2 separate regions of the Homo sapiens genome follow, and region 2 is linked to region 1. A link is an interaction called in ENCODE POLR2A ChIA-PET data of the cell type or tissue named here. Cell type or tissue: CD4-positive, alpha-beta T cell. All regions are shown on one strand. Region 1 holds the start of LINC02917 (long intergenic non-protein coding RNA 2917). Region 2 has its middle 130 kb from the start of LINC02917.

The links. ChIA-PET counts read pairs that join two places held together with the same protein. Peaks named below come from ENCODE experiments on the same cell type or tissue, not always from the same donor. Only the 100,000 strongest peaks of a DNase experiment are listed, where the experiment ranks them.
Region 2: POLR2A ChIA-PET joins it to region 1 with 10 read pairs; 2 of 35 experiments call an interaction of 5 or more read pairs at or near these places.

The regions. Positions count from the first base shown.
Region 1 is chr3:152,204,409-152,206,908 of GRCh38, forward strand. LINC02917 (long intergenic non-protein coding RNA 2917) reads right to left here and starts at 1,019. Exons shown (of 3, transcript NR_186000.1): 1 at 965-1,019. It overlaps LOC101928166 (a long non-coding RNA gene), which reads right to left and starts at 1,021. Exons shown (of 3, transcript NR_136178.1): 1 at 965-1,021. In CD4-positive, alpha-beta T cell, no CTCF peak of the experiment used is centred here; a DNase peak (open chromatin) is centred at 1,053; H3K4me3 peaks cover 1,539 bases; H3K27ac peaks cover 1,672 bases.
Region 2 is chr3:152,071,106-152,073,605 of GRCh38, forward strand. No RefSeq gene overlaps it. Among named protein-coding and RNA genes, the nearest start is that of LINC02917, 130 kb to the right of the region's middle. In CD4-positive, alpha-beta T cell, a CTCF peak has its summit at 1,047 (motif pointing right); a DNase peak (open chromatin) is centred at 1,016.

The DNA.
Region 1 (2,500 bases):
CTATGGCTTGGGTAGCTTAACCCTTTGAAGTACACATATCTGCATATACAGATTACACATGTTTTGAAAAAATGAGTAAGTTTTGAATTACAGGTATGTATGTGGAATTGTGAGGTCAATACAGAAAGTTTGGATAAAATGCCACTTTGGCAGAACGCTAAAGATTAGTGTCAGCTGTGGGATCTTTTTGTTGATGTAATAATGCACATTTCAGTTCACCTTAAACAATGACTATCTTGACTACTGTATTATGTCATTATATACTGCATTTATGGCTCTTTCAGGAATAATTGTGAAAGCTTTATTGAATTATTTTTCATTTCTTTTCTAATTACAATTTTCAATTTATGTCATATCCAAGGGAACATAACAAGAAACTAAATCAATTTATTTCTCTGTGTTTCTTTTTTAATAAAAAGAAAACTAAGCTTTTCTGATTTTTTTCTGAAATTGCTTTTTTATGCTTTCTTAAAAACAAATTTATCTTTAAATTTAAATTCAAATATGAAACCCCTTGCCAAGATACATGTTTAGCTTTTTTTTTCCTTCAGAGAATTTTTTTCCTGGTAAGAATAATTTATATGGCTGAGGCTTTAGTCCCAAAACAGTTTTAAATTGAAAAAAAAGTGGCTTTTAAGAAACCGAAATGCCCATTTTTTGTCTTAAATGAGTCTACCAATGCCTCCTTTCTCCTTTCCTCCACTATCCTCCCTCACTCACACTTCAACAAGTATACCCCCACACTATTTTTCACACTGTTTCTTCCCTAGAGTAAGTCCTTTTCAGGCTACCTGGTGGTTTGTCCACAGCCTAGGCAATGCAAATATCACCCAAATGAGTCCCTGAGATACATGTTAATAGAAGCTATACAATGTAATGTTAAGAACCAGTTGGCTTCTCTGTCTCCAAATACTGATCTAATACATGTTTGCAGATTAGATTTACAATGGATGAATTTACATACAGTTCTGTGCTCTGTAGAGAAATGTAGTTGCTTTAGAGTCGGAACGGCAAAATGTGGCTCTTCTGAACCTAGAAGAGAAAATTCTGACCCCTCCTCCTTCCCCATTTTAATGGTTTGACTAACCACAGACAAACACCCTTAGCATATTTGGGGAAGTAAGTTGTTATTTTATCGGTTTGAGGACTTCTCTAAACTTATCTTTTATATGCTCTCCAGCCCTAGGCTGTGATGTTTTCTGGTTGTCTTTAAATATCTGAAGAGGCAAAAGCTCTTGCTCTCAGTTCTTATTAACTTCTCGTCACAACAGGAATAGTCTGTTAATCTAATTTGCCTATAAACTTATTTTTTTCTTTCCTTGGTTTTCTACCCATAACATTCCCCAACTTAATTTGCTGCTTGGAACTTCTATATTGAAGACCACCCATTTCCTTATCTATTACCTGCTCATTCTTCACTGTGTCTATGGATATATCTGATGCTCTCTATTCTTAAAAGGATGAGAAAATAAGAAATAGGAAGAAACTGAGGGGTTGTTTTAAAACTCAACCAATAAATTATTGACATTACACCTAGCTGATACAAATCTATACACTCGTGGGTTCAAGAAATTTCATTTTCTTTTACGATCACGATTTAAAAGTGTAATTCTAACTCTGAGACATCTTCCCATTGGGATGACAGGAAATTCAATCCCAGGCACTCTCGGTACTCCCCATCTTCTCTCCCTCCTCTTCCCCCAGGCCCAGAGTGTTAAGGAATAGAAGTCACAAATATGATGTGGAAACAGTAAAAGGTGGCACCTTTTCAAGATTGTGCCCCTCCTCTACATAGGCCCATCTGATTTCTGATCTTGCTTGGACAGATCTTCTGTATTTTCAACAGAAGGCATAAATGTGAATTTTTATGTGAATTCTCTCAAATTATAAATATTTATTTAAATGATGCCATTTAAAAATATATAGCTTTAAGCCAATTCAGCCCATTGGCCACCATTTTACAACTTCTATCTTGGACATGGTAAGTGCCATAAGGGCACTTGCCATCAGGCTGCTTCGGCCTTTCTGCCCTGCGTGAAGGCAAGGGTCGGCCTGGCTATCTGTCTGATAACTTTTCAGAGCCCAGGGGCTCAGGGGAGATGCTCACTTAGATAGCCTCTACCCTAACATTTGGTGATTATCATTTATTACAGAGTACTTTGTGCTTCAGGAGTTCTCTAGTTCTAAAGGTTATTTGCACAAGCAAAACAATAAAAAATTAATTACACCAAATAGTAGGCATTGCATGGTTCTTATCAGGTGAAACTAGAGGAAGTATTTGGCATGTTTCTTTATTCTTTGCAGAGATTCCATAATTCCAACACTATGAGGAATATATTGGTAAAAGGAGAGAAGCTGGTGTCTGGCCCCCTAATACATGATGTGCTTCAAAAGTCCAGGCATGAGCAAATAGAAGATGTGTGAATCTGGACATGGATAAGGGAAAGAATGGAAAATAAAATTGCAAGAGATGATGTAGAGTAAACTGGATAGGATTTGG
Region 2 (2,500 bases), 130 kb before region 1:
CAAGAAACATACCTTTCCCTTTACTTAGAGTTTATTCTTCTTTCAAAAAGAGAATTTGATTGAGTTAGTTGTCCTCATTGCATCCATTAAGGGCCTCAGCTGGGCAAAGTTCTTGCAAATCTTCTCAGGCATTGTTGGTTCCCTCTCTTCCCAGCACAGCCCATAAATAACCATGAGGATAAAACGATGGAAAAGAAAAAAGAGTAAAAAATAAAATAGCCTATCAAAAGTACATAAAACGAACTCCTTAAATCATAAAATCGAAATCACAATTTCATGTGTTCTTAAATAAAACAAAAATTACAAACCTCATCAAGATGGAAACAGAAAGCTACTGCTACTAAGTCTATCATGTAAACTGTAACCTCTCATAATTTGGTCACACCAAGCCTATGGCTAATGTCGCTGTCTCAGATCCAGACATCTGTGGCCAGGAGAGCCAGGTTGCTTTCATCTACAGTAGTCAAAGCTAGAACCATAACATTTTAGTAGTAAAGAACTAGTTGTGATAACATTCTACAGAAAGGATTGTACACTTTTTGAAGGAATTTGTGCATCTATTCTAGAAAGCAAAATCTGCTGTTCTGGAAATTTGCCATAAGGTGTATACAATTGTACTTCAGCCACACAATCTGAATGGAGAGATACATAATTTGACACTCTGAGGCTGAATTCTGCCCCAAACTCTGTAATTAACTATGCAGAATAGTGAGCATACATTCATAAAAATATATTTAATTATTTATTTAAACCACATTAGTAAACATTAATTTACTGTTTGTTATAAATGTTACTTAAAGTCATTTAGAGGCATAATTTTAAAGTGCAATTTAACATTAATTTCATATCCTTTTTATCTTTTTCTTAATCATTTCGCCCTGAATCATAAGTGATATTACAAAGATATAGTGATATTTTGTTCATTCATCTAGCACAGAATTTTGCAATAGCAGCATGGCTGACACTCTGAGCTGGATAATTACTTGCTGTGGGGACTCTCCTGTGATTGTAGGATGTTTAGCAGTCCACTAGATGTCAGGAGTAACTGCCCTTTAACTACCACCAGTTGTGACAACCCAAAATTTCTCCAGATAATTGTTGAATATACATCCCACTCCCAGTTGAGACCACTGCTTTAGCAGAATGTTAAGGCTTTCCAGTTTACACATCTTGCAGTAGCTGCCATCCTAATCCTAGGGAGCTCATTGGTTATCATTGATTAAGACGTAAGACTAAGCTAACTGGTCCTTAGTTTACTTTTATAACCTATTCCATACTCAAACACACATAGCAAGAAAGAAACAGGAGATTGAGATGCTTCTAGGAGCATCCTTGTACAGTTGACGCTCTTTATGCGGGAGAAGAGATAGGTTCCTGGACTCCCCGCATGTACCAAAATCCCGCATATACTCAAATCCCAGTCAGTCTTGTGGAAACTGTGTATAAGAAACGTCAGCCTGTCATATACTGAGTTTCCAGTCCAGCCTTTGGTTGAAAAGAAATCAATGTATAAGCGGACGCGTGCATTTCAAACCTGTGTTCAAGGGTCAACTGTATTTGTGCACAATTCCAAAGTAGTATAAGGAAGGAGAATGTCTCAGCTTTCTTACCCCTCATCCCCAAAGCAGAACCTGATACTAAAGCTTTTATGAAAATGGATTATTCAGAAAAAGAACCCAAAGATAACAATTATGTTTGTTTCTTCAATTGGAAGGTGTCATTTTCTTGCCAGCGGACTTAACCTGATACTTTCTCTCTTCCTTTAAAATCAGTTATGGGCTCTGCATTATATATGTAGTTCCATGTTAGCTCCCAATAACCAGATCCAACTAACCAACTCTTAACTATTTGCATAAAATGCTGTTTTCGGTAACAAATTTCATCAGTTCGATAAACAGTGTCTCATGCAAAACAAACCATTTTGAATACAATAAAGCATTATTATTATTTATATTTTTACTTTTTGAAAGAGAGTCTCGCTTTCGTCGCCCAGGCTGGAGTGCAATGGTGTGATGTCGGCTCACTGCAAACTGTGCCTCACGGGTTCAAGCGATTCTCTTACCTCAGCCTCCCGAGTAGCTTCGATTGCAGTCGCCCGCCACCACGCCCAGCTAATTTTTGTATTTTTAGTAGAGATGGGGTTTCACCATCTTGGCCAGGCTGGTCTCGAACTCCCAACCTCAGGTGATCCACCCTCCTCGGCCTCCCAAAGTGCTGGGATTATAGGCACAAGCCACCTTACCAGGCCAAAGCATTATTTCTGAATTGAGATTTACCTTGGTTTAGTAACAGGCTGTTATTGGAAAATCATGACCGCAGTTGACTCTAGATGGAACTGTTAGCCAGGAAGTCACCAATATTCCATTTCTCATTCTCGGAATGCTTTGTTCATTCCCAGGGGGATGATTTTATGCAGTGGCAGAGTCGGTCTGATCTTCCTCTTGCTTCTCTTTCAAATTGCAGCATGAATAATATTATCTGATCTTTAGTGGTGGTGGTT